2 separate regions of the Homo sapiens genome follow, and region 2 is linked to region 1. A link is an interaction called in ENCODE POLR2A ChIA-PET data of the cell type or tissue named here. Cell type or tissue: PC-9. All regions are shown on one strand. Each heading gives the region's core, and the rest is flanking DNA. Links, peaks and the distances in the headings are about the cores only.

Evidence for each region. Peaks named below come from ENCODE experiments on the same cell type or tissue, not always from the same donor. Only the 100,000 strongest peaks of a DNase experiment are listed, where the experiment ranks them.
Region 2: POLR2A ChIA-PET joins it to region 1 with 8 read pairs; 2 of 35 experiments call an interaction of 5 or more read pairs at or near these places.

The regions. Positions count from the first base shown.
Region 1 is chr16:24,980,939-24,996,168 of GRCh38, forward strand. The region is part of intron 1 of ARHGAP17 (Rho GTPase activating protein 17); the gene reads right to left. Among named protein-coding and RNA genes, the nearest start is that of ARHGAP17, 27 kb to the right of the region's middle. RefSeq lists an enhancer at 7,510-8,113. In PC-9, for the core only: no CTCF peak of the experiment used is centred there; DNase peaks (open chromatin) are centred at 6,163, 6,973 and 8,233; H3K4me3 peaks cover 826 bases; H3K27ac peaks cover 1,628 bases.
Region 2 is chr16:24,519,471-24,534,700 of GRCh38, forward strand. No RefSeq gene overlaps it. Among named protein-coding and RNA genes, the nearest start is that of RBBP6, 12 kb to the right of the region's middle. In PC-9, for the core only: no CTCF peak of the experiment used is centred there; DNase peaks (open chromatin) are centred at 5,941 and 6,901.

The DNA of each region.
Region 1 (15,230 bases), core at 3,893-11,892:
ACAAGTTCAAAAAAAGAGATTCAACCTGAGAATCAGAACAAATATGTCCTTTTTCAGAGCAAATTATTTTTTAAAAAATAACAGAAGAAGAGAAGAACTTGCTCTACAATCCCAATGTGGGCTATAAGCAGATGTGGGAAAGTTAGTAATAGCTCAGAGGTATGCTAGAGCCAACTCAGACCAACCAACCATGTGCATCTTCTCCCAACTCCTTGCTCAGTAACCTCACACTGGTACTTGAAATCAAAAACATAAACAACTGCAAACAATTCAAATAGGAGCTTGGCAGTTGTTAAACAGTTATGAGCACAGTGCTGCAACAGCCACAAAGAAAATAAAGCAAACATAAAAACGAGGCAAGTATTAACTTCAGGAAAAACAAAAAGTCCACTGGAAACATAAAGATAGTCATAGTAACTAGTATGCTCAGCTGCAAATAATTGATTGGACATAATATAAATATCAAATAGTAATACAATGAAAAATTATAACTGTATTGAAAGGATGGGGGGAGCAGAAGCAGAGGGAAAGGGCCCTAAACCCTCATTTATCAGAACAGAAAGTCAACAGACAGTAACTAATTTGATAACCCAAACGATAGTTTACACATATTACTTATAATTATGAATATGAATAAATGTCACAATAAACTGTTAATATTTCAAAGTAGTTGCTTCTGGAGTTGGGAAATCTCAGAGAGTAGGGAGTGAACCCACCGTATTTTGTGGTAAGTCTTTTACTATATTATTTGACTTTTTAAACTACATGAATCACAGTTTTGAGGTTTTTTAAAAATAGCATGTTACTTACACTTTTAAGTAGCATGCTTGATTGATATGGCCAGGGGTGAAGTGTGCCTAACTTAAAGAATTGGTCCAATGTCAAGCTCTACAAATGCACAACAGAAAACATACCTCAGAGTATCTAAAATGTAAAGAAAATCAGTGTATTTCCAGCCATTTTTTTCAAATTAACTGGACCCTCTGCTTTAGAGGTACTTTACATGAAAAGGTCTGGAGGCTGAAAACTATATTGAATATATTATATGAAAATGTTAATGTACTGTTTAAAAAGAAATTTCCCCTTTGTTTCCTGTGTTTGTGGAGGCTATATATATATTACATTAATAAAATCAATTTTAGATTTGCAGGCTTAGATTTTTTTTTTTTAAATCAATTTTAGAGGTTGGGGGTGGTGGCTCACGCCTATAATCCCAGCACTTTGGGAAGCCAAGGTGGGTGGATCACTTGAGGTCAGAAGTTCAAGACCAGCCTGGTCAACATGGCAAAACCTCATCTCTACTAAAAATACAAAAATTAGCCAGATGTGGTGCCACACACCTGTAGTCCCAGCTACCTGGGAGGTTGAGGCACGAGAATTGCTTGAACCTGGGAGGCGGAGGTTGCAGTGAGCCAAGATCGTGCCACTGCACTCCAGACTAGGCAACAGAGCAAGACTCTGTCTCAAAAAAACAAAAAAAAAATGTGTAGAAAAAAATCCAAACCCAACTAGAGATTAAAAGTGATCTATAATTGGGAAGAATTACTTTTAAGTGACAAATCATGACTATGGAGTATAATACACAAACTGGAATGGCTCCCTCACACAAAGATTCTTTGCTGGCCTGTGGACTCTCCATCTTAATTTTCAGGCCTTGGTACTGTCTCCATCTATTCCAATAATGTGGTCCAAATGACCTGATCTCCCTCATCACTGTGACTGGTCCAAGCCTTGGTGCTTCCTATCGTGAACTGTTTTGCAGTGTTCACCTTTACCAGAGATATGGAAAGTCCAGCAATTATTCCACTATCGGCCAAGGTGCCCATTCAATAGGCCATTCAATAGGCCATGTACGTAGGCCACAGAAATGTGCTGGTTTTTTCTGAGAAGTGTTATCTTTGGTTGAGTTTTTGTAATTTATTAAAGCAAGGCAGGGGGCAAGAGACTGAATTCGTCAAGACATCTATAGACAAAAAAAAAACAGTAGACAAAGTGATCCAATCATAAAAAATAATACTTGATAAATCATATATATATATATATATATATATATATATATTTTTTTTTTTTTTTTTTTTTTTTTTGAGACAGGGTCTCGTTCTGTCACCCAGGCTGGAGTGCAGTGCCACAATCTCAGATCACTGCAATCTCTGCTTCTTGGGCTCTAGTGATACTCCCACCTCAGCCTACCAGGTAGCTGAGACTACAGGCATACACCACCACGCTCAGCTAATTTTTCTATTTTTAGTAGAGACAGGGTTTCACCATGTTGGCCAGGCTGGTCTCAAATTCCTGAGCTCAAGCGATCTGGCTGCCTTGGTCTCCCAGAGTGCTGGGATTATAGGCATGAGCCACCGTACGCGGCCAGATTTTTTTTTTTTTAAGACAAGGTTTTGCTCTACCTCCCATGCTGAGTGCAGTGGCCTGATCACAGCTCACAGCAGCCTTGAACTCCTAGGTTCAAGCTATCCTCCCACCTCAGCCTTCCAAGTAGCTGGGACGAGAGATGCGCACCATCATGCCCAGGTAATTTTTAAAATTTTTTTTATAGAGATGGATTCTCACTACATTGCCCAGGCTGGTCTCAAACTCCTGAGCTCAAGCCATCCTCCCGCCTCCAACTCCCAAAGTGCTAGGCGTGAGCCACTGCGCCCAGCCTAGATTGTTTTGAATCAGACATTTTGCTCCATGTTCCTAAACTTTTTGTATATGGGTTTTTTCTGCTTTGTCAGAGCCTTCTTTGTGTCCAACGTTCTGGGCTTGAAAACACACTTGAATGTTTCCTGTCTGCAACTGGAAAAACAATACGAATCAGGAAGGAACTTCCCACTCGCCATTTTACTCTGGGGTTTGTTTTTTCCTATGAAGCTATTCTGCAATTTTACTAGTCACTCAAGCAAGGCTGATACCAGGCAGGATCTTTAATTTACTTTTTGGTAAAGCACAGATTTTCTCCTCGTAATTCTCAAAGCAGCAGTGCTGCCCAGGCCTTCATAGTGCCACTTTCCCTTGACCTGGTGTGGCAATGTCCAACCCTGCAGTGTGGCTAATAGGATGTTTCACTGAGCTCACTTGCCAGGCAAGGAGAAAACAGAAATGTTTTCAATCTGGAGTAGTTCACTGTACCAAAAAGACAGAAGATGCTCAGACCAGGTGAGAGTCAAAGGAAAATTTCCAATTGGTCTGATATTTTCCATCTCTAATCATGGATTTCTGGTAGTTTCCTTCATAAAACATGTACTATGGGAGCCAGGGACTCCCAAACCATGGACACGAATGCTCAAGTCCCCGCGATCAATGCAGGCTGTGGTCTTCCAAACAATGAGCACTACCGTCCTCCTCCCTGCTAGACAGCAGGTTCCATGAGGGCAGAGAGAGAGCTCTAAAGTCATCACTCCTCCCCAGCGGCAAGCTCAGCACCTTCCTGCCACTTAAATACATACTGAGGCCGGGCGCAGTGGCTCACGCCTGTAATCCCAGCAGTTTGGGAAGCCAAGGCAGGCGGATCACGAGGTCAGGAGATCGAGACCACGGTGAAACCCCGTCTCTACTAAAAATACAAAAAAAAAATTAGCCAGGCAGTGGCAGGCACCTGTAGTCCCAGCTACTCGGGAGGCTGAGGCAGGAGAATGGTGTGATCCCGGGAGGCGGAGTTTGCAGTGAGCTGAGATTGAAATTGCGCCACTGCACTCCAGCCTGGGCGACAGAGCAAGACTCCGTCTCAAAAAAAAAAAAGAAATACACACTGAATGAATGAATGGATGTCTATCACATCTTTGGGAAAAAGGACATTCACAATGTCAAACAAAATCCAATAAAACTAGGTTGAAAAGCAGCCATAGGTGTATAGAACTGCCTTCCACAGTAAAATCCATAATGACTAAAATTGAAATGTGATATTACCTTTCAAGGTTAATCTTTTTATAAAATGGGAAAAAAAACCACAGTTGAAAATAAAAAAAAAATGTCTGTAGGGGGAGGCAAAATCCAGTTTTAAAAATTTTATGTTAAAAGAGGAGTGAAAGCCATTCCTCCAATCCCATATCCCAAAGGGTACTGTTACGAATTTGTTATATATCCTTCCCAATTTGTTTTCTAAATTTAAACTAGTGCTTCTCAACTGGAGGCAACTGTGTCCCCAGAGGACATTTGGCAATGTCTGGGGACATTTGTGGTTGTCATGATGGGAGATGCTACTGGTCTCTGTAGGCTAGAGGCCAGGATGCTACTGACTATCCTAAATGCAACCCCACACACACACACACACACTAAATAATATAAAGAATTATGAACAAGGAATGATCCAGCCCTGGATTTGTTTCCTATTGCTGCTGTAACAAATCACCACAAACTCAGTGGCTTGAACAACACAAGTATATTATATCACACTTCTTGAGTTCAGCACTTCCAACCAGGTCTCCCTGGACTACGATCAAGGTGGCAGCAGGGCTGAATGCCTTCCTGGACATGCAAGGGGAGCATCTGCTTCCTCGCCCTTTCCAGCTTCTTGAGTCTACCGCATTCCTTGGCCTCCTCCTGCACTGTCAAAGCCAGTATGGTTCACTCTGGGCCTCTCTGCCACAGTCACCTCTTCCTCTGACTCTGCGACCTCCCTCTTCCACTGCTAAGGACCTCTGTGATTACACTGGGCCCACCTGGCTAGTCCAGGCTAATCTCCCTTTCCACTGATTAGAAATTTTAATCCCATCTCCAAACTTAGTCCCCCTCTGCCATGTAATCTAAGACATTCAGAGATTCTGGAGATGGGGATCTGGACATGTTTCGGGAGGGCAGAGCATTATTCTGCCTACTTCAGGTCCAAATGTCAACAGTGCCAAGGCTGAGAAGTGCTGATTTCAAAGGACACACATACACACACATACGTACACACACATACATGCACACCCATACACACACACACAGATGCACACAGGTAGATAGAGACACGAGGGGCATTTTTACACGTCAGAATACAGATGTACAACTCCACCACCTCCCTTTTTATGCCTGTACATTAACCTATTCTGTGGATATACCATGTTCTACTTAACTGCACGAAAGCAAGGCAGCACCACCAAACCCTCCAGCCTCATATTCAATCTAATTGAACTGTGGACTGAAGACAGTTGAAGACCGTCAAACCTCCACATCACAAACGGTTCCTCCAAGGCTGTAGGGATCTACTTGAGCCTTCATAATAGCCAACAGTAGCAGCCATATTTGCTGGGTGCTTTCTATGCCCCAGACACTGGGCTGGCACTTACATCTACTCTAATTCTCACATCAACCCTATTGGGTAGGAACCACTATTTCCCCCATTTTACCTATAAGGAAAGTGAGGTCTTGAAAGGTAACTTGCCTAGGACCCCAGCACTAATAAGTGGGATTGTGGGATTCAAACCCAGAGGGCCTGACTAGCAAGGCCTACACTTAGTTTATCTAAACCAGGGGTCAGCAAACTATACCCGCAGGCTCAATCTAGCTCACCGCCCATTTTTTATGTTCAGAAAGCTCAGAAGAATGGTTATTTTAAAATGATTGGAAAAAAACAAAATAATAATATTTGGTAACACATGAAAATTTTATGAAATTCACATTTCAGTGTATTACAGAAGTTTCACTGGAACACAGCCAGGCTCATGCATTTGTGTGCTATCTATGGCTGCTTTTGAGCTTCAACAGCAGAACTGAGTTGTTGCGAAAGACATCACCGTATGACCTGCAGAGCTCAAAATATTTGTTATCCAGCCATTTACAGAAAATGCTGGCCAACCCCAGGTCTCTATTAGTAACTCTTGCAGGATGTGGTGCAAACCTTGATAGCTAACTTTTTAGAATCACTTTGAGGATGGGTGAGGCTGGGCTGGAGGTGTATTTTCTCTTCCTCGACATTCTGCCTCATAGGCAAGCAGCAGCTGCCAAAATGAACAGGGGTGGCTGCCTCTGATAATTCAGTCCAAATGCGGAGGCACAGCCCAGTGCTGGTGACACTGGTGACAGGAAGAAATCAGAAGTTATGTCCCTCCTGCACCTACGCACCTCCATCCACTCACCTCCTCAAAAACACTGAAGTATTTTAATCACTGTTTGCTTTCTGGTCTCTACTGATAAACATATTTCGGGACAAGACCTAAATAAACACAGTTCTCTACCCAAGAGTTCAGCAACAATAAACATTTCAGGCTTGCAGACCATACTGTCTCTATGTAATGACTCAGCTTGCCACTGCAGCACAAAAGCTGCCACAGACATTGTATAAATGAACGGACCTGGCTGTGCCCCAATAAACCTTTATTTATGGACACTGAAATGTGAATTTTGCCTAATTATCGTACGTCATGAACTACTGTTCCTCTTTTAATGTTTTCAAGTATTTAAAAATGCCAAAACCATTCTGAGCCTGCAGCAGCCGCATTTAGCCCACAGACCAGAGTTTGCTGACCCCTGATCTATGTACAAGTGAAGTCCATTTTCCCATGAAACTTCAATCCTTTTTAATCACTTCCCAAATCCAAATTCTTCTTACTCAGAAGGGGGATTTCTACGTTTTCCCAACTTGCATTTCAGAGGTTGAGAGACGCTGGCTTTTCAAGACTTTTGCCAAATTGCTCCTTTTCAATCCTTTCAGCCATTCTGGGGCCTTGAGAGCAGGGGCTCATCTTTCTACCACCAAGAGCACCCCCAACCCAAGGATGGCAAATATGTGGCCGAGGCGCCAACACTAGCATCAAACATCAATGGCTCCCACTGCCTCTGGGCTCACAGGGCTGTTGGTTTTTGGTTTACAATTTCACATGAGAGATCACTGTTCTGCTGGCTTTTACACTTGCACACTGACTGATACGTCAATTAAAATGAAAAAATGAAGCATGGAGAGAATTTTTAATGAGCTCATTTTCAATGCTAGTTACCAGGAAATATCTGACGCATTTTTGAGAAATAAGACAGACTGTGACTAATCTACCAAGGATCTGAATATTGTATGTAGGGTAACAACATAAACATTACTGCATGCAACATGATTTGTATTCACAGTGAAATTACAGAGCCCACCCAGGGCTAGGCAGTGGATTTCATTCTGCTGGGAATCTGATTTTGTGCAACACTGTCACCTCCCGTTACAAGTGTTTACAAAATCCACCTGAGCCTCTGAGCCCAGTTTGGATGCAATAGTTTGATTTCATAGTGAGCTGGAGGACTACTGAATGAGTTTTTACTGTTTTATCTCATTAGATTAGCTGTCGTCTTAGATTTCTGGGAAGGAATCTAAAATCTACTTAATTGGATTTTTAAAATAAACGACTCTCTGAAACTTTAAAAATGAAGCAATTTGTTATACCTGCCACAAAGCAGTTTAAAAGCCGTAAGAGAGTTTACAGAACTCTAAAGGGATGTTATTGGGAAAAAATTGTTCCCATGCCTAACACTGAAAAGAAAAAGGATACTTAACGGGGGGAAATGATTCAACAGAAAATATTTTGGCAATGACGTGGGAAAAATAGATCTAATAGTTCTATACTCTGCATTATTTCCCCAAATGATGGTATTTTGCCCATGTATTTACAGCTTCTCTAGGACAGGGTTATAACATTTAATTTTTACTTTAAATGACAATAAAAGCCTTCTCAATCTTAACTTAATCTTGATAATATTATTTGAATTCCAGTGACTAAGATGAACAGTTACATTTTACCCTAAATTGAATTGAGGTTTATCGTTTTCCTGCACATGTAAGCTTACCCACGCAGCGTTTTGTTCGGTCAGTTGGCTTTTTCCCCTCTGGCACATGAAATGGAATCTATTTGCTATCCCTGCTCTAACCACGTGGCCTGTCTCAAAGCTCCACCACCGATTCTTGCTTATAGCAAAATCTGAAAGAAATCTCCCTTCTGCCACCAACCACCTCAACGGCCTCTCAGGCATTCCAAGTGCCTTATTCCCCAGCCTGCTCCAGTCACTCATGGTACCTGCTTGGACCTGGAGGCAGCTGAGTTTGAGATTTTAAAACTCATTTAAGCAGGCAAAAATATGTGAGAAATATTTTGCAAAATATTGCAATGCAGACAGTACATCCACATAGAGCTACTGCCTAAGGGAAAGGAGCTCAGGAGGAGTCCAGTTTACTGCTCTGGTGAGGCAGCCAGAGGCTAGGAGGAGCTGAAAAGCCACACAAAAAGTCTAAAGCAAAAGTGCCCAAGGCCAGGCCACACAATGTCAGGGGCTCCCTCCACACCTGGGCTCTGACTCAGTGCTGTGACTGATGGCTGCTGGGGAGGTGCACAGCGTCTGAAGACAGGTTGTGCAGGCTCCCTTCCAAACTAGGTCAGCACATTTGGACTTTGACAAGCTCATCCCCATAAAAACAGGTTGTAAATGTTAAGTTCTCAGTCCAACTTACAAGGACTCATTTAGCTCACAGATTATCTAAGAGACAGCCCTGGCAGGGGCCTATTGAGTTTTCTGAGCCACTCAGAAAAATAGTAAAAATAAAAACTAGTGGAAAAAGATCTAGGAGGTAACAGTGGTTCTTAACCAGAGCTACACATGACAGTCCTGGAGGCTCTGAAAATAATACAGGTGATGCCACTTATATGAAATGGCCAGAAAACGGGAATCTATAGAGGCAGAAAGTAGATGAGTGGTTGGCTTTGGGGGTGGGGGGAATGGGGATTAACTGTAAAGAAGTATGAAGGCTCTCATTTGGGGTGACAAAAATGTTCTACAATTGGGTTGTGGTGATGGTTACACAACTCTGTAAATTTACTACAAATCATTGAGTTCTACACTTAAAATGAGACATTTTTTGAAATATGTCAGACACAGAAAGATATATACCACATGTTCTCATTCATATGTGGGAGCCAAAAAAAATAACGTCATAAAAGTAGAGAGTAGAATTGTGGTTATTAGAGGCTGGGAAGCATAGGGTGGAGGAGAGATAGGGAGAGGTTAATGGATAGGGATAAATAATTATAGCTAGATGGGAGGAATAAGTTCTAGTATTCTATAGCACTGTAGGGTGAATATGACTAACAATAACTTAGTGTGTATTTTCAAAAATCTAGAAGAGGATTTTGAATGTTCACAATACAGGCACAAACGTTCAAGGTGATGGATACGATAATTATGCTGATTTGATCATTACACATTGTAAACATATCAGAATATCACTCTATATCCCATAAATATGTACAAACATTGCAGCCAACTAAAGATAAAAGGGGAAAATGGGTAAATTTTATGATCTATAAAATATATCTCATAGGTTGGGCACAGTGGCTCATGCCTGTAATCCCGGCACTCTGGGAGGCCAAAGTGGGAGAATCACCTGAGTCCAGGAGTTCAAGACCAGCCTGGGCAAGACAGGGACACCTCCATCTATACAAAAAATAAAAAACTTAGCCAGGCATGGTGGTGCACACCTGTAGTCCCAGCTACTCAGAAGGTTGAAGTGGGAGGATTGTTTGAGCCCAGGAGGTCAAGACTTCAGTGAGCCACGATCGTGCCACTGCACTCCAGTCTGGGCATCAAAGCAAGATCTTGTCTCAAAAAAAAAAAAAATTAAAACAATTAGCTGGGCATGGTGGTGAGCACTTGTAGTCCAGCTACTTAGGAAGCTTAGGTAGGAGGGTCATTTGAGCCTGGGAAGTGGAGACTGCAGTGAGCCAAGATCACACCACTGCACTCCAGCCTGGGCAACAGAGTGAGACCATGTCCCCCACAAAAACACAAATACACACACACCCCTCATAAGGTTGTCAAAAATAATAATACTGATGCCTGGACCCCAACCTAAAACAAATGAATTAGAACCTCTGGAGGTGGGGCTTGGCTTTTTTTTTTTTTTTTTAGCTCCCCAGGCAATTCCCAAGCAAAGAGAACACTGAGAACTGCTGCAAGGAGAAGGTTCAGGTAGCAACAGCTGGCAGGTGGCAGAACGAGCAGCAGGACAGACTAGAAGGGTAGCAGCCATAATGCACTGCAGCACCATAGTCTCCAGGGTCCCTGTGTCCTAGGCCATAAACACATTTCAGAAGGAGCTGATGTGCATGATTCACAACTGGCTTTACGCTGCGGCCTTCACAGACAGAGTAAACTCAGTTGTAAAAAACAGAGTGATACCCAATTCTAAGTTTCACTCTCAGCAAAGGATAAGAATGTAGGATACAGTCAGAACTAAGAGTTAGGGCTCTGGAGTCAAACATACCAGACTTTGAAACCCAAGGCTAGACGTTCACATGTGCACCTTACTAAGAAACATTTCCTCCACTGTGAAATAGGAATAATTATAACCATAAAATTATAATAATGATACCACCACCATAGTGGTTGTTTAGGAACACCATCTCATGTACTTCATTTAACGTGTTTCGTGGCACCTAGTGAGGGTTCATGGAGTGTTAGCTGTTCTGAGAATTACAACAAATAATAACAACCTTCAGATAAATCCCAAGTCTTATCTAAGAATGACCTTTCCAAATTTATCAAGCTGTTCTAGCTTCTCTCTGGAAGAAGTCACAGTCGAGCCTGGACCACACAAAAACAAAAAGCTAGTCAGAGTTAGAGCAGGAGTAGCGCAGGACGTTCAATTAAAACAAAGGGTTGGTTGTGACAACACCGTGTGGGATGGCACCAAAGAGAATCACAGGCAAACAATAAACAGAAACTCAGGGACAGAGTACGTGGAGAGTTAGTAAACCCTGCATCAGAAGCTAACATCTTAAGCTGCTGGGCTTCCCACCACTGCTAAGGAAGCTATAGAAACACCTGCACCAGCAGATCTCAGCTGAGCATGCATTCACAGAGAAGCAAAAGCAAGTCTCCAAGTATAAACCATCCATCCGAGGATGGACTTACTTCAAGAGCCTCAGATTTTAGATATTTGTTCATTCAGACGGTATTTACGGAGTTCCCACTAAATGTCAGGAACTGAGAAAGAAAAAAGGAGACAGAAATGATACAGTCCCCACCCTTGAGGAGCTCATGAGAAAAAAAGGTCTCATCCTTAATGAAAACACTTTGGGGGCACAGATAGAAGAGTGATTAACTGTGTGGCCAGGAAAGCAGGGAAACAGTCCAAGTGGACCTCAGATAAGTCAGGCATGGGGAGAAAAGGTTTGGGGAGGAGTGTGTACATAGTAGGGTACAGAACAGGAGGTGGAGATGTGGCTGCAGAGAAAGGCTTTGCCTGCCATGGAACTCGGGGGCAACAGGGAGCCACTGATGGTTTTTCAGTAATGGAATGGCAACAGGTTTGAGTTTCAGAATGAAAAGTAGAATAGCAGGATGGAAGTAGGAACTCCTGGAGCCCTCTGTGGATATCTAGACGAGAGACAAGAACACAGACCCAGAGCCCAAATAGTCATCCTGGCCAATGACACATAGCTATTTTTTCTTTTTCTTTTTCTTTTTTTTGGAGACAGAGTCTTGCTCTGTCACCAGGCTGGAGTGCAGTGGCACAATCTTGACTCACTGCAACCTCCACCTCCCAGGTTCAAGAGATTCTTGTGCCTCAGCCTCCCGAGTAGCTGGGACTACAGGCGCACGCCACCATGACCGGCTAATTTTTGTATTTTTAGTAGAGATGGGGTTTCACCATGTTGGCCAGGATGGTCTCGATCTCCTGACCTCATGATCCGCCCACCTCGGCCTCCCAAAGTGTTGGGATTACAGGCGTGAGCCACCGTGCCTGGCCCAACACATAGCTATTTTAACAGAAAGAGTACAGTAGAATCTGACTATAAACTACCAACTTGAAAAAAGTACAAGAAAAATTCATAAATACAGTACTCCTGTTCAAGAAAGTAATCAAACATAGAAACTGGAATTGGTGGATCATAACATGTAATCAAAAAAGTTTCTGTTACCGTTTATTTATTTTTTAGAGATGGGGTCTGTCACCCAGACTGTGGAAAGCAATGGTGCGATCGTAACTTATTTTAGCCTCCAACTCCTGGGCTCAGCAATCCTCCTGTCTCAGCCTCCCAAGTAGCTGAGACTACAGGCATACACCACCACACTCATCTAATTTTTGTATTTTTTTGTACAGACAGGTTCTCGCTATGTTGTCCACACTGGTTTCAAACTCCTCGCCGCAAGTGATCCTCCTGCCTCAGTTAAAATCCTTTTTTTGGAGACAAGGTCTAAAATCTTAACGTGCTGGCATTGTAGGCATGAGCCACTGTGCCCAGCCAAAAGAGTTTCTTAACACCAAATTTCCAATACTAAAATTTAAAAAAAAATTAATAGTAATATTTTGCATTTATACATTATTTTCTGTTATGAAAGCACTTTTACCTATATTATTTCATTATAATAGGTTGGTGCAAAAGTAATTGTGGCTTTTCCCATTAAAAGTAATGGGCAGCCGGGCATGGTGGCTCACGCCTGTAATCCCAGCACTTTGGGAGGCCGAGGTGGGCGGATCACCTAAGGTCAGGTGTTCAAAACCAGCCTGACCAACATGGTGAAACCCCATTTCTACTAAAATACAAAAAAAAATTAGCTGGGCATGGTGGTAGGCACCTGTAATCTCAGCTACTCAGGAGGCTGAGGGAGGAGAATCACTTGAACCCAGGAGGCGAAGGTTGCAGTGAGCTGAGATTGCACCACTGCACTCCAGCATGGGCAATAGAGTGAGACTCTGTCTCAAAAAAAAAAAAAAAAAGTAACGGGCAAAAACATGTACCCATACAGGGCAATTTTTATTATCCCTGTTTCGTGGGTGTGCAGGCAGACACCCATTAAGTGAATTACACAATGTGAACCAGTCTTTGAACCTTCAGAAAGAGTACCTTCGAGGCCATGGACCAAAGTTAAATTTCTCTTAAATTTGCAAGCTATGTTCTGACCCTAACTCCGCCACAAACTAACCATAGCATCTAAAAATACATCCCTTAACCTTTCTGCCCCTTACTTTATTTATATTTGCATCAACATTCTCACAGGACTTTTAAGAGACTAGAACAAAATAGCAAAGGAGGGAACATTTTGAAACCTTCCAAACTGGGCTTTGCAAACGTAGGACTGTAACTCCAAAAATGACAAATGTTGCACGGTTTAAACAGGCATCTAGTGCTGAAAATCTGAATAATGGTGGCTCCTCTGGAATTCTACAATAAACACACGTCACAGATGTGGCCCAGGAAGTTCCATGCTTAGCGTGGTGCACAAAATGAAGAAAAAATAGTCACCTGGAAAGTCAGGGCGAGGCAGTTTTTGAGGGATGATGGTAGATTCTGGGTGGGGAACACCCTAAATCTCCACTTGCCCTTTTCTAAGGTCAAAGAAAGGAGTGCCTGATGGATGAAAGGACACTGTAAATACCTTAAAACAGAAATCTGATTGCTTTTTAATGAGGTGTTTTGTCAAAAAAGCTATTCAGGATAAGTAAGCCTTAACTGAGTGGAGCTACACAGCCCATCAACAAATTCAACCACAGGCTGGTGTCATGCATACTTTGCACTAACTTTTCATTTGGTTAGTCACTGAACAAATATTTTCGGGTTCCCTTCCATGAGCCATCATGAGTAAGATAGGGCCCCTGCTCTGCCAGAGCTCAAGGACTATCAAGGAAAATAAGCCATTATACTCCAGTGCAAGGACGGTTCCAACAGGGAAGTGCAGGGTCCCTGGGAGTTGTCACTATCACCACAGCCCACATTTATTGAGCTCATATCACATGCTCAGCACTGTTCCAGGTGCTTTGCAAGAACTGAACTCTACGGGATAAGTATTATTACCCCCGTGTTACAGAGGAAGAAACTGATGCACCCAGGGAACTTAAGCGATTGCCCAGGGTTTCCCACCTAGGCTCTGAATCTCGGCAATATTACTTCAGGGACCCTGTTCTTAACCACCTAATACACACTTTACTTGTATTAACCCACCTAATCCTCAAGACAACCATGAGACTGATACCACTATTATAACCTGTATTAGTCTGTTCTCACATTGCTAATAAAGACATACCCACGTCTCTGTAATTTACAAAGGAAAGAGATTTAATTGACTCAGTTCCGCAGGGCTGGGGAGGCCTCAGGAAACTTACAATCATGGTGGAAGGGGAAGCAAACACGTCCTTCTTCAAATGGCATCAGCAAGGAGAAATGCCGAGCAAAAGGGGGAAAAGTCACTTATAAAACCATGAGATCTCATGAGAACTCACTCAGTATTACTAGAACAGCATAAGGGTAATGGCCCGATAATTAAATTACCTCCCATGGGATCCCTTCCACGACACGTGGGGATTATGGGAACTACAATTCAAGATGAGATTTGAGTGGGGACACAGCCAAACCATGTCATACCCATTTTAGAGATTTAGAAACCTAGGCACAGAGAAGCACATTAAATTGTTGCGGGTTACAGACATGACAGGAGGGGCCTGAATGCAGACCTGGGATATCAGAAAGATATCCTGAAACTGGTGATGGCTTCTGAGACCTACTGGATGAGTTGGAAACCCAGAGGCTGGATAGTACAAGAGCACCCAGGTCAGGGAGAAGAGAGGGAAGAGAGAGCAGGGAGGAGCAGAGGCAGGTGACATGGCTGGGGGAGAACCCCACCCCATTTAAGCTCAGGTACACGGGATCTGCTGAAGATTGTGAGCAAACTTATTTGCTGAATACATAAGTGACTAAATGAAAGTTTTCAGTATCTGGGCCTTGTACTGAGTAGGAGCCAGCGGCAATCCACCACCAGGGTGGGCAGGAGAGCCAAGGGCCAGCCCAATTCTAGGCCATCAGGTGTGCGAACCAAACTGAAGGACTGCGGAAAACACGGAAAGGAACTCTGCCGGACTCTGGGCCTTCAAATGAGTACCAGGCAGCAAATGTAAAAAAAAAAATCTTCAGAAAGGCTGTTACATGCATTTAAACAAAGGAAAACCAGGCTTGGACAATGAACCAACAAATAAAACTGCACTCACTTTACTTCTCTATAGACCAACTTTTTCTTCTCTTTTTTTTAAGAGACCAAGGGCTTTGCTATGTGGTCCAGGTTCACTTCAAACTCTTGGGCTCAAGCAATCCTCCCGCCTCAACCTCTCCAGTATCTGGGACTACAGGTGCAAGCCACCTACTTCTTCATAAGTACACCAGGGATTTCAGCACAATGGTTTTTAACTTCTAAGACTTAAAAAAAATTCCCAACATTTCAGTGAATTTTATTTTTTTGGGGGGGGAGGGAAATAAATATGTCTTCAGTCAACCATCTTAACTAAAATGTCT
Region 2 (15,230 bases), core at 4,564-12,563, 460 kb before region 1:
GGTTGATCCAGGATGGGAATGAATTTTTGCCTTACTCTTTTTTTTTTGAAGAATGGGGTCTTGCTATGTTGCCCAAGCTGGTCTCCAACTCCTGGGCTCAAACAATCCTCCCACCTGGGCCTCCCAAAGCACTGGGATTACAGATGTGAGCCACCGCGCCCAGCTTGCCTCACTCTTTAACTGCCACATTTCACCTTCAGAAATGTCACAACCCAGCTGGGCGCGGTGGCTCACACCTGTAATCCCAGCTACTTGGGAGGCTGAGGCAGGAGAATTGTTTGAACCCAAAAAGTGGAGGTTGCAATGAGTTGAGATTGTGCCACTGCACTTCAGCCTAGGCGACAAGAGCAAAACTCCGTCAAAAAAAAAAAAAAAAAAAAAAAAAACGAAAGAAAGGAAAGAAGGAGGGAGGGAGGGAGGAAGGAAAGGAAGGAAGAAAGAGAAAGATCACAACTCTTCAACCCTCCTGTCTTCAGAGCAACAGGTGATATGGGCCATCAGATCCCAGATCATTTGAGCAATTTAAGATGGAGTGTGGTTTTGGTTTTTGTGTGTGTTGACAAATAAAACACTGTCAGCATGACCTTGGAAGGGCCGCTTCACCTCAGTTCTCATTTATAAAACTGAATGTCAATGAGTCTTTCCTTGCAGGCTTGCGCAGAAATTCAATGAGAAAGCACAGTGATGGTTGATATTTTTGTGGCACTTACAGTGTACAGGTACTGCTGCTCAGGTACTTTATTCCCTGCCACAGCCCATCAGTGAGGTCCTCTGATTATCGGCTCCATCTGATGGTGAGGACATGAAGGCACAGTGAGTTTACGTGATTTGCTCAGTATCCTTCATGGAGTACGTGGTGGAGCTGGGATTTGAACCAAGGCCATGTGGTGCCTGCATCCGTGCACCTAATCATGTGGAACCTATAATGTGGGGTTTGTTTTTGTTTTGTTTTGTTTTGAAGAGTCAGTGTCAGGCCAGGTGCAGTGGCTCATGCCTGTAATCCCAACACTTTGGAAGGCCAAGGAGGGCCAATAGCTCAAGCTCAGGAGTTCGAGACCGGCCTGGGCAACATAGTGGGACTCCCTCTCTACTAAAAATACAAAAATATAGCCGGGGGTGGTGGTGCACACCTGTGGCCTCAGCTACTTGGGAGGCTGAGGCAGGAGGATCACTTGAGCCCAAGAGGTGGAGGTTGTGGTAAGCTGAGATCACACCTTTGCACTCCAGTCTGGGTGACAGAGCAAGACCCTGTCTCAAAAAAAAAAAAAAAAAATTGCAAAGAGCCAGTGTCTCACTCGTTGACCAGACTAGAGTGCTGTGGTGCAATCATAGCTGATCCTCCCGCCTCAGCCTCCCAAGTAACTGAGACTACAGTCGTGAGCTACCACGGCCAGCCGAATGTGGTGCTTCTTCATCCTGGGTCTGCATCAGAATCACCTGGGCTTCCCTCAAAGACCTGCTGAATCAGAATCTCCAGCCTCTGTATTTGGAAAAATCTCCATGCCTTGGCATTGAATCAGTGCCGAAATATGAACATCCTTACCTCCTGGTCTCCCTTTTCCTGATTTACAGGGGAGGATTGCTGCTGCCAGCCTCTTATGGGTTCTCAACCAAATTGCAGGCCTAGATTATTAGGGTAACCTCTGACCCATTCCTGATAGATCTATGTCACCAGCCTGAGCAACAGGTGGAACAGGCTCCAGGAGCTTCGGCAGGAAACAGCTGCCCCTGCCCCTTGGATCATCCATACCTGCGTGGCTGAAGCTGTAACTCTGGTCATGTGGCCTCTGGCAAAGATGCTATGAGCCATGGTGTGTGTCACCCAATCTCTGCATTCTAAATAAACCACACCTGGCAACCCCATGCTCTCCTGAGCCCCTGCAAGTTCCTGGAACCTCCCAGGATGCTCTTGATGATAATTACAGTTCAGTTGTAAGTTGAAGGACTTAGGAACCCACGGTACCAACCATACTGAGAATCCTGAACATTAAAATAGGAATGTCTTCAGTTCTCATACCCTTCTAGAACATTCCCTTCTCAAATCTAAATTCATTCACGTGTCTTTTATGATCCTACACTATCTGACCTCTGCTCATCTGTCAGGCCCAAGCCCTACCACTCCCCACAACCCCAACCCCAATAACCACACTTCATTCAACCACATTGGCCTTTTGACTCTTCCCTCCCCCTCCCCTTTTTTTGGAGGCAGGGTCTTACTCTGTCACCCAGACTGGAATGCAGTGGCATGATAAAAGCTCCTCGCAGCCTCGACCTCTGGGGCTCAAGCGATCCTCCCACCTCAGCCTCCTAAGTAGCTGGGACTACAGGCAAGCACTAACATGCTCAGTTAATTTTTTAGTGTTTTGGTGTTTTTTTGTTTTTTTTTTTTTGAGACAGAGTCTTACTCTGTCTCCCAGGCTGGAATGCAGTGGCACGATCTCCGCTCACTGCAAGCTCCACCTCCCAGGTTCACGCCATTCTCCTGCTTCAGCCTCCCAAGTAGCTGAGACTGCAGGTGCCCGCCACCACACCCGGCTAATTTTTTGTATTTTTAGTAGAGATGGGGTTTCACTGTGTTAGCCAGGATGGTCTCAATCTCCTGACCTCATGATCTGCCCACCTCGGCCTCCCAAAGTGCTGGGATTACAGGCATGAGCCACCGCGCCCAGCCAGTTTATTTTATAGAGACAGGGTCTCACTATGTTGGCCAGGCTGGCCTCAAACTCCTGAGCTCCAGTGATCCTCCCACCTCAGCCTCCCAAAGTGCTGGGATTACAAGTGTGAGCCACTGTGCCTGCCTAAATTTCTCTTGATCAAACCTCAGGGCCTCAGCACTTGCTGTTCACCCTACCAAGAAAGTTTTTCCCCTAGAACTTCCTATGGCTAACTCTTTCTTGTCAATCAAATGTCAAGTCAAATGTCACCTCTTCACGGAGGCCTTTTCTGACCACCCAATGTTAAGTCACCCTTGCTCTCTGCCTCCCCATCACTCTCCATCTCACTACCCTGCTTTATTGTCTTCCCAGCACTTACTGCATTCTAAAGCTGGGTTTTACCATGTTGGCCAGGCACAGTGGCTCACACCTATAATCCCAGCACTTTGGGAGGCTGAGGTGGTCGGATCACCTGAGGTCAGGAGTTCCAGACCAGCCTGGCCAACATGGTGAAACCTTGTCTCTACTAAAAATACAAAAATTAGCCGGGTGTGGTGGCGTGCGCCTGTAATCCCAGCTATTCAGGAGGCTGAGGCAGGAGAATCACTTGAACCTAGGAAGCGGAGGCTGCAGTGAGCTCAGATCATGCCACTGCATTCCAGCCTGGGCGACAGAGGGAGACTCCATCTCAAAAAAGAAAAAAAAAAAAGAAGGTCCTTGAATAATACATTGTTTCATTCAACATCAGTGGTTTCACCATAACTCAATCGCCAGCCGGGGCCACTATCTGGAATTCGCACACTCTCCCCCCATCTGCATGGGTTACCTCATTAGGTTTCCTCCGACATTGTAAAGCTGTGCCTGTTCGGGGAACCGGGCGTCTACATGGTCCCAGTGTGAGTGAGTGTGTCTGTGAGTGTGCCTTGTGATGGAGAGTGTCTTGCCGGGATGGGGTCGCATCACGCACCCTGGGCTGCCAGGACAGGCTCAGGCCACCCGAGACCGTGAACTGGAATAAACAGGAAAATAACAATCTTACATGTTTTTCTTAATCTTTCTTAAAAGTATGTATAGCTCACATTCATTTCAATGTTCAATAGGAGAAGTGTGTTGGTCTTTATTTAGAAGTTTGGTGATGTTTTTCTGACCAGAAATATGCCGTAAGAATTTAACTCTTGTTAATATCAATAAACCTATGGTAAAACTGGTTTTGTTATGTGTTGTTTCGCTTAAAGTCACAGTTTCCAATAACCTGTTAATGACGTTAGGTGAGGACTTACTGTGCCTGAGATGGGCACTGGTGTGACAGACACCATTAGGAGCACCTAACAGGGAGGGCGAGCTCACCCCCTGAGTTTGAACCCTGACTCCATCACTATTAGCGGGGGCCCTGGACCCACCTCTGGGATATATAACCTGAGGTTTCCTTCTGTAAGCCCGGGGTTTCTTCCTCTGTAAAACAGGGAGAAGAATCAGGCCTCCTTCACCAGGTCATCACAAGGATAAGTGAGATAGTACCTGTTAAGCCTGTAGTACAGCACCAGGCCTATAGGACCAGCAACCCCGGTTGCAGAGTTGGGGAGAGGAGGGCGGGGCAGATATTTGCTGGCAGCATCACTCACAAAGCCTGAGAGATGACCCAGATGAGCGAAGGCTTCCCCGTCTGCACTTCGTCCAGGGAGGTTCAGCAGTGCGAGGGGAGACTCCAGGCCAGCACTCTGCTTTAATCTATCAAGCTTGTCACTGCTGCGGAAGCCAGACAGAACCACTTATCAAGAGTCATTCTGGGGCCCCACAAATAATTCCCCAACCCCTGCCACGAGCTTAGGGAAGACACAGGTGAGGCAGACAAGGTCTGTGCCCTCTGGGAATCTTATCTCAAAGCTGAGACAAGATAAAAACAAAGATAATAGGAGACTCACTGTCGCAAGGGGATATGTTGGTCTGTTTACAGAGGGCCAGCTCTGCTCCTGTTCTCCACGGGAAATGTTAGCCACATGCAGGAAAATAGAGTTGGTGGAGTGGGGGAGACACTGCTCTCCCTGGCAAGACACATCCCGTTTTCTTGGAGGTTTTGATGTTGTTTTGTTTGTTTGTTTGTTTGTTTGAGACAGAGTCTCACTCTGTCACCCAGGCTAGAGTGCAGTGGCAAGATCAGAGCTCATTGCAACCTCCACCTCCTGGGCTCAAGCGATCCTCCCACCTCCGTCTCCCGAGTAGCTGGGACTACAGACATGCACCAACACATCCAGCTAATTTTTGTATTTTTTGTGGGAATGGGGTCTCACTGTTGCCCAGGCTGTTCTCAAACTCCTGGGCTCAAGCACTTTGGCTTCCCAAAGTGCTAGGATTACAGGTGTGAGCCACTGTGCCTGGTCTCTGGTTTAGTTTTGTTTTTATAATGTAACTTTTTTGTTGTTGTTGTTGTTGTAGAGACAGCATCTCACCTTATTGCCCAGACTGGTCTTGAACTGATGTCAAACAATCCCCCAACCTCGGCATCCTAAAGCACTGGTATTACAGGCATGAGCCACCACATCCAGCTCACATCCATTTTAAATGATGGCTCCTGTGTGACCTCAACTCTCTAAACTTCATTGCGTCATCTATAAAATGGGATAATATTGGGATGGATTCACAGTGTTGCTGGGAAGATTTAAGAATTCAGTGCAGTAAAAAGTGTTTGGCTCAGGGTATGGTGAACAGAAAATGCATGGTAAATGCAAGCAGGTGTTGTTTTGTTGGTGTTAGGTTTACCAAGTTGGAAGCACTTCAGAGAAACATGCCACATGAATTTATGTCCCAAACAACCCCTAAGTGGTGCTTGTGTACCAGGCACGATCATTAAATTGCCTTAAAAACTCTATGAAGGACTGAGCATGGTGGCTTATGCCTGTAATCTCAGCACAGGTGGGAGGATAGCTTGAACTCAGGAGTTTGAAACCAGCCTGGGCAACATAGTGAGATCCCATCTCTACTAAAAAAAAAATTAGCTGGGTGTGGTGGCATGAGCCTGTAGTCCCAGCCACTTGGGAGGCTGAGGTGGGAGGATCACCTAAGCCCAGGAGGTCAAGGCTGCAGTGAGCTGTGGTTGTGCCACTGTACTCCAGCCTGGGTGACAGAATGAGATCTTGTCTCAAAAACAAAACAAAACAAAACAAAAACAGCTGTATGAGGAAGGTACTTTTGTTATCTTTCATATCATTTTTTTACACATAACATAAAATTTATTCTCGCAACCATTTTTAAGTGCACAGTTCAGTAGTATTAAGTATATTGACACTGTTGTGCAACAGATCTCTAGGAATTTTTGTCTTGCAAAACTGAAACTCTGTATTTTTTGAATACCATTTCCCCATTTCCTTCTTCCCCACCCCTCACTGCCAGTCCCTGGAAACCACCATTCTACTTTGTTTCTAGGAAGGGACTATTTTAGCCCTGTTTCACAAATCAAGAAACCGAATCCAGCTACATAATTTGAGGGACTCAGAGTAAAATAAAAACATGTTTAAAAAAATTTTTTTTTTCTGAGACGGAGTCTCATTCTGTCACCCAGACTGGAGTGCAGTGGGTGCAATCTCAGCTCACTGCAACCTCCGCCTCCCAGGTTCATGCAATTCTCCTGCCTCAGCCTCCCAAGTAGCTGGGATTACAGGCGCACACCACCACGCCCGGCTAATTTTTGTATTTTTAATAGAGATGGGGGTTTCACCATGTTGGTCAGGCTGGTCTTGAACTCCGGACCTCAAGTAATCCGCCAGCCTTGGCCTCCCAAAGCGCTGGGATTACAGGCGTGAGCCACTGTACCTGGCCCCCAGTGTTTAAACTGCTCTAAAGAAGGTCAAGACAGTGACAGTAGAACATTAACTGAAGCACAGAGCCCTTCTGAATAGTCACACAGGGCCGGTGAAGCTGACCGTGGAGAAAACCACGGGCCAGAGAAGTTGTATAACTTTCCCAAGGTCACACAGCAAGTGTTGGAGCCAGGATTCAAGCCCAGCCTCTAAAATGACATGACTCCCTTTACTTTTTGAAAACTCCCTGCAGGCAGGGGCTTTGATCTTATCACCACCGATTGCCTGGCTCCCTCTCAGGGCTTGTCACACATTGGCACTCATGACGTATTTCATATTTGGAGGAATGAATGAGTAGGTCACATTCACCCAAGAGCCAAGCAGCTTCTTGGAGGTTCTTTTGTTTTGCCTTGGCTCTGGCACAAGTAACACTCCCATTTCTGCCCCTCCTTCATGTTTACTTGAAGCCTTGAATTCCTAGAAAAAGCAAAACTGGCATGCCTGTCTACATGTAATGGCCACACGCCGGACACTTTTATGAGGCTCCACCTTTCCAGAGCATTCCTAGCCTCTGAGTCCCACTGTGATGGGGTGGAATGAAGCTAGAGGACATGAGATAATGGAAGGTCACTGATGGCATACCTCACTCCAGGCCCCCACATCACCTGAAGTCTGATGGCCAAGTCCCTGGTCTGATCCTAATGCAAGGAAACTAGAACCAACTTATTAAAGCAGAAGGAAAAAATGGGTTTTATTTGTGGTTATGGCATTAAGTGAAAAAACAGCTAATGCTGCTGGGCACAGTGGCTCAGGCCTGGAATCCCAGCACTTTGGGAAGCAGAGGTAGGAGGATCACTTGAGCCCAGGAGTTTGAGACCAGCCTGGGCAATATAGTGAGACCCCACCCGTACAAAAAATTTAAAAATTAGCCAGGAGTGGTGGCACGTGCCTGTGGTCCCAGCTACACAGGAGGCTGAGGCAGAAGGATCGCTTGAGCCGAGGAGGTTGAGGCTGCAGAAAGCTGTGGTTGTGCCACTGCACTCCATCCTGGGCAACACAGCAAGACCCTGTCTCAAAAAACAAACACACACACACACACACACACACACACACACAAACACCACCAGCTAATGCCATAACCGTAAATAACTAGATCAGCCAAATTTAATCTGGATTAATCTAATCAGAGTAATCTAATCTTAACTAGATTTAGGGAGCTAGCCTAATTATTGTTTCTTTGAAAGGAACTACATTTTTCTGTCTGAATGTTTATAAGATGCTTTGCTGGCAGTCGGTTCGTGGAGGGGGGGAGAGAAGGAAACTCAGGAAAACATAAATGAATTAATCATAATCCTAATGTCGTAACACCTCATCATCATTGCCCTAGGCATGACTCTCTGTTAGTTTAATTATTTTTTCTTTATTTATTTATAGTAAAATAATGAACACTTGTGAACTCACTCACTCACCCAAGAACAACATCATTACCAACAACTCACATCTCTGGGAGGGGACATGGAGGGATCGGATGGTTTCCTCCTATCTCATCTTTCCATCTCAGAGGTAATCACCATCCTGAATTTTGTTTGTTTGGTGGGGGTTTGTTTGTTTGTTTGTTTTTGAGACATAGTTTCGCTCTTGTTGCCCGGGCTGGAGTGCAGTGGCACGATCTCAGCTCACCACAACCTCTGCCTCCTGGGGGGTTAAATGATTCTCCTGCCTCAGCCTCCCAAGTAGCTGGGATTGCAGGCATGTGCCACCATGCCCAGCTAATTTTGTATTTTTAGTAGAGACGGGGTTTCTCCATGTTGGTCAGGCTGGTCTTGAACTCCCGACCTCAGGTGATCTGCCCGCTTCGGCTTCCCAAACTGCTGGGATTACAGGCATGAGCCACCGCGCCCGGCCTTTTTTTTTTTTTTTTTTTTTTTGATACAGAGTCTCACTCTGCCACCCAGGCTGGAGTGCAGTGGTGCGATCTCAGCTCACTGCAGCCTCTGCCTTCCGGGTTCAAGTGATTCTCCTGCCTCATCCTCCGGAGTAGCTAGGATTACAGGCAAGCACCACCACACCCCACTGATTTTTGTATTTTCAGTAGAGACAGGGTTTCACTATTTTGGCCAGGCTGGTCTCGAACTCCTGACCTCTAGAGATTCGCCTGCCTCAGCCTCCCAAAGTGCTGGGATTACAGGTGTGAGCCACCATGCCCAGCCCCTGAATTTTGTGTTGTTTAGTCACCCTTTTAAAAGAAGTATTAAGGTCTAAGTGCCATGGCTCTTGCTTGTAATCCCAGCACTTCCAGAAGCCAAGACAGGAGGATCCCCTGAGGCCAGGAGTTCAAGACCATTCTGGGCAACGTAGTGGGACCCTGTCTCTAAAAAAAAAAAAAAAAAAAAAAAAAATTAGTTAACTGAGTGGGTCCTAGCTACTCAGGAGGCTGAGTCAGGAAGATTGTTTGAACCCAGGGCAACAGAGCGAGACTCTGTCTCTAAAAAAAAAAAAAATTAAATTAAAAAGAGGTATGCCTAGCTAAATAATGTATTGCTCAGTTTTATGCGTCTTTGAAATTCATTAAAAAGTTATGTCATCTTTGGATACTTGCTTTGTGGACCCAGATGAGCTAAAAAGATTTCACCACCATATTATTACATGTAGCTATATTTCATTTATTTCACTGCTGTATGATATCCCATTATCTGGATAGACCACAACAACAATCTTTTCTTGTTGATGGGTGTTTGGGTTGTTTCCAGCTTTTTTTTTTTTTTTTTTTTTTGAGACTAGGTATCACTCTGGCACCCAGACTAGAGTGCAGTGGGATTATCATAGTTCACTGCACCTTCAGCCTTCTGGGCTCCAGCAATCATCCCACTGCAGCCTCACAAATAACTGGGACTACAGGTGAGCACCACCACGCCTGGCTAATTTTTGCATTTTTTGTAGAGATAGGATTTCACCATGTTGCCCAAACTAATGTAGAACTCCTGAGCTCAAGTAATCCTCCTCCTGCCTTGGCATCCCAAAGTGCTGGGATTACAGTTACAGGCACGAGCTACCATGCCCAGCCTTTTTTTTTTTTTTTGAGACAGGGTCTCCCTCTGGGCACCCAGGCTGGAGTGCAGTGGTGGCCTCCCGGGCTCACGCAATCCTCCTGCATCAGCCTCCTGAGTAGCTGGGACTATAGGTATGTGTCACCATGCCAAGCTTTCCAGATTTTTGTCTTAAAAAGACAGCTTCCATGAATTCTTGTGCAAGTATAGTTAAATTTTACCTCGGGTATAGAATCAAGAATAGAATTACTGATTCATAGGGTAAAGGAATGCTCAAAGTTGCTAGAATTAAATTTTACCATGGGTATATAAGCAAGAATGAAATTACATAGAGTATAGGAGTGTTCAAATTTGCTAGAAAATGCCAAATTGTTTCCCAAAGTGATCGTTCCAATATATATCCCATCACTGGGATACATCCCCCACCAGTGATGGAATGTATATTGGAATAATCACTTTGGGAAACAATTGGTCTGGTCTCCAACTCTCACACATGGTATTGTCAAACTTTTAAATTTTTCAAATTGAATGAGTTTTGAATTAAATGAATAGTGGGAAAACAATGGATTTCTCACATCAATTTTCGGAAAATCTATTCATATGATGACTTAATTTATTACTTTACATTTCTACAAATTGAATTTTTTTTTTCTTTTAGGAGACAGGGTCTCATTTAGGCCTGGCGCAGTGACTCACGCCTGTAATCCCAGCACTTTGGGAGGCCAAGCAGGCAGAGCACTTGAGGTCAGGAGTTGGAGACCAGCCTGGCCAACACAGTGAAACCCCATGTCTACTAAAAATATAAAAATTAGCTTGGCGTGGTGGTTCATGCATGTAATCCCAGCTACTCAGGAGGCTGAGGCAGAAGAATTGCTTGAACCTGGGAAGCAGAGGTTGCAGTGAGCCAAGATCACGCCACTGCACTCCAGCCTGGGCAACAGAGGGAAATTCCATCTGAAAACAAAACAAAACAAAACAAAACAAAACAAAACAAAACAGGGTCTTGCTCTGTCTCCCAGGCTGGAGCGGAGTGGCAAGATCATAGTTCACTGCAACCTCAACCTCCTGGGCTCAAGTGATCCTCTCACCTTGGCCTCCCAAGTAGCTGGGACTGCAGGTGCACACCACCACGCCCTGCTGATTTTTTAATTTTTGGTAGAAATGGGGGTCTCCCTATGTTGCCGAGGCTGGTCTTGAACTCCTGAGCTCAAGCGATCCTCTCACCTCATCTCCCCAAAGTGCTGGGATGACAGGCTTGAGCCATCATACTTGCTGAACATTCTTTAAAAGGCTGCTGAGAAGGCAAAACAAAAAGCAGTCAACTATAATATTGTAAAAATCTTCTAAAAACTAAAATCATCCCATGTGATTAAACCATCATAAAATATAGTAAAAAAAAAAAAAACAAACTTTTGGTAAATGTTGTAAGTTCAGCTAGTCATTTATCAAACTGGAATGGCTGAAAAATATTTAGAAAAAGGGTCAATAAACTTTTTCTGTAAAGGGCTAAGTAGGAAATATTTCACATTTCATGAACTATTATTCTTCTTTGCTTTTTTTTTTTTAACCCCTTTAAATTTTTAAGAAATGCCGGGAGTGGTGGCTCAATCCCAGCACTTTGGGAGATTGAAGTTGGGAGATTGCTTGAGCCTAGCAGTTCAAGACCAACCTAGGCAATATAGCAAGACTCCTGTTGCTACAAAAAATACAAAAAAAAAAAATTAGCCAGCCATGTTGGCACACAGCTGTAGTCCCAGCTACTAGGGAGGCTAAGACAAGAGAATTGCTTGAGCCGAGTAGTTTGAATTTACAGTGAGCTATGGTTGAACCACTGCACTCTACCCTGGATGACAGAGAGAAACTCTCACAAAAAAAAGCAAAAAACAAAAAAAAACCATTAAACTCGAAAATCGGTGCTATTGGAAGAATAGTACGGGTTACTTTTGGGAGAAATGATTTTCAGTGAATTATTATACTTTATTATTATTATTATTATTTGGGACAGAGTCTCGCTCTGTGGCCCAGGCTGGAGTGCAGTGGCGTGATCTTGGCTCACTGCAACCTCTGCCTCCAGGGTTCAAGCAATTCTCATTCTTCAGACTCCCAAGTAGCTGGAATTACAGGTGTGCACGAGCATGCCTGGCTAATTTTTGTATTTTTAGTAGAAACAGGTTTTGTCATGTTGCCCAGGCTGGACTTGAACTCCTGGCCTCAAGTGATCCACCTGCCTCAGCCTCCCAAAGTGCTGGGATTGCAGGCATGAGCCACCATACCCAGCTGAATTATTATACTTTTAATCCAAAAAACACAGTTGACTATTTGGAGAAAAAAAAATGTTAATCCATGAGAAAACAGAAGACTTATGAAATGACAGGTGCTGAGACATTTGGATATCCATATGTGGAAAGTAAAATGAAACAGAACCCGCAGTTCATGCCATAAACAAAACTGAACTCAGCTAGACAAAAGAATTAAATATGAATGGTAAACTTAAAAGCTTTTAGAATAGACTAAATGCACTGCCTATAAAGGAACATCTTTCAAATTTGACATTATACTTAAACATTTCTATTCATCAAAGTATATCTAAACTAACAACTAAAAAATTAAAAAGGAATGATGGACTTAGAAAAATCACTATTTTGCAACTGCCGTAGTAATCATTGTTCAGGTAGGACTCTTCAATGAATGCTAGACTAATGAGTGAAAAGTTGATGAGGAACAAGGTCTTCAAATAGTCTCAAAGTATCTCCCCACAAATTACTTATTAATTACAAAGGGGTAATATCTGTAGAGTGGATAAAACCAGCAAAACAACCTTATTTAAAAATCAAAAATAGGTTGGGTGTGGTGGCTCATGCCTCATGCAAATGTAATGATCTAATTGCAATTCGTGGTCCAGAATTGGATCAAAGGCCAGAAAAAAAAGAGATAAATTACATTAGTGGGTGGCAAAATTCAAATCTGAACTGTGGATTGGATAATAGTTCTGTATCAATGTTACATCTCTGAATTTTGGTAAATGTAATGTAGTAAATAAATAAGTAATGTAATAAATAAATGTAATGTGTGAGAGAAAATGTCTTTGTTCTCAAAATCCCAAGCTTTGAGAGGCCTAGGCAGGAGGATTGCATGAGTCTAAGAGTTTGAGGTTACAGTGAACTACAATTGTACCAGCCTGGGCAACAAAAGGAGACTCTGTCTCTGAAAAGAAAAAAATAAATAAAAATAACATCATCAATAATAAGTAGCCATCACGGACTCCCTGCTGCAATGATTCCCTGAGTAGGACACATCAATTCTGTGGTTTTTCTGCCAGGTATTCAAACCCTAAATCCAACTATGAGGAAACATTAAACCAAATCAAGAGACATAAATATACATGAATTATCCCGTACTCTTCAAAAATATCAAAAGACTACCGAGTGCAGTGGCTCATGCCTGTAATCCCAACACTGTGGGAGGCTGAAAAGGGAGGATTGCTTGAAGCCAAGGGTTCAAGACCAGTCTGGGCAACACAGCGAGACTCTTTGTCTCTACAAAGAAATTAAAAATTAGCCAGGCGTGGTGGCACATGCCTTAGTCCCAGCTACTCGGGAGGCTAAGGAAGAAGGATCACTTGAGCCAGGGAGTTTGAGGCTGCAGTGGTCATGCCACTGCACTCCAGCCTCAGTGACAGAGCAAGCCCCTGTCTCAGGAAAAAAAAAAAAAAATTCAGAAGACAGAGGCTAACAAAATGTTTCAGACTAAGGGAGATTTGAGAGACATGGCAATTAATTGCAATGTGTGATCCAGGAATGGCTCAAAGACCAGGAAAAAAAAAAGAGATAAATTACATTAGTGGGTGGCAAAATTCGAATCGGAACTGTGGATTGGGTAATAGTTCTGTATCAATGTTACACCTCTGGATTTTGATAAGTGTAATGTGTAAGATAAATGCCTTTGTTCTCAAGAAATATACATGGATTTTTTTAGGGATAAAGAGGCGTCGTGTCTGCAAAATCCTTTCAGAGAGATCCAGATATACCTATATGAAGAAGAGCAGGGGACAAATGGTTAACTAAAAAAAAAAATGGGGCCAGGCACGGTGGCTCACGCCTATAATCCCAACACTTTGGGAGGCCAAGGGGTGGGGGGAGGGCAGATCACTTGAGGTTAGGAGTTTGAGACCAGCCTGGTCAACATGGCAAAATCTCTTTTCTACTAAAAATACAAAAAATTAGCTGGACATGGTGGCTCATACCTGTAGTCCCAGCTGCTTGGAAGGCTGAGACATGAGAAATCGCTTGAACCTGGGAGTCGGAGGTTGCAGTGAACCGAGATGGCGCCTTTGCACTCCAGCCTAGGTGACAGAGTGAGTCTCCGTCTCAAAAACAAACAAAAAAAGGACTGGGACAAGACGGGGCACGGTGGCTCATGGCTGTAAACCCAGCACTTTTGGAGGCTGATGGGGGAGGATCACTTGAGCCCAGGAGTTTGAAACCAGCCTGGGCTGCATAGTGAGATCCCATCTCTACAAAAAAAAAAAAAAAAAAAAAAAAAAAAATTACCTGGGTGTGGTGGCTGGAGCCTGTAGTCCCAGCTACTCGAGAGGCTGAAGTGGGAGGATTGCTTGAGCCCAGGAGGTCAAGACTGCACTGAGCTATGATAGTGCCATTGCACTCCAGCTGGGGTGACAGAGCAAGATTTTGCCTCTAAAAAAAAAAAAAAAGGAAAAAAAAACCAAAATGGGAAAAAAAGGTAAACAATTGCTGAATCTGAGTAAAGGGTACATAGAGGTTTCTTATGTTCTTGCTGCTTATCCATAAGTGTGAACTACTCCAATCTGAAAAGGCTGTATGACTTCATCTATGATTCCAACTATATGACATTCTAGAAAAGGCAAAACTATGGAGACAGTAAAGAAATCAATGATTGCTTGGGGTCTGGGGTGGAAGGGAGGGTTGGGGAAACAGTAGCATAGGAGAGCCAGGGTAACACCTTATTTATTTATTTATTTATTTATTGAGACAGAGTTTCACCCTTGTCACCCAGGCTGGAGTGCAATGGCACGATCCCAGCTCACTGCAACTTCTGCCTCCCAGATTCAAGTGATTCTCCTGCTTCAGCCTCCTGAGTAGCTGGGATTACAGGTCCATACCACCATGCCCAGCTAATTTTTGTATTTTTCGTAGAGATGGGGTTTCACCATGTTGGCCAGGCTGGTCTTAACTCCTGACCTCAGGTGATCCACCTGCCTCGGCCTCCCAAAGTGCTGCGATTACAGGCGTGAGCCACTGTGCCCGGCCAGTGTCACCATTTTAAAACAGACTCCATCTTAAAACTAGCAAGGCACATTCCCTGCTGGTCACGGCTCATGGTCATAAGATGTTTACAACTGAAGAAACAGCTTAGTAATGCCTGCAAGGACAAACTCCTCCAACAACAAAATGTCCAGATGTCCCGATCTCTCATAACAATATATGATTTTACAACCATTATAGTCATGCTTTTTGATATACTTACGCACTAAAATGCCAAGGATAATTTTCTTTAAATCAACAAGGTAATAAATTTGTTATGCTGCCAGCCTACTAGCACATAGACACAGCTTAGCTTTTACATAGATAAGACCCTATATTAGAAGAGTTTAAAATAAAGACAGTGCATTCGTCCTGTTGCTTTCTGAGGATGCCCTACTCTGCAATGAAGTAGCTTTCAATACACTATCTCTTCTCACTGTACTCTGAGACTCA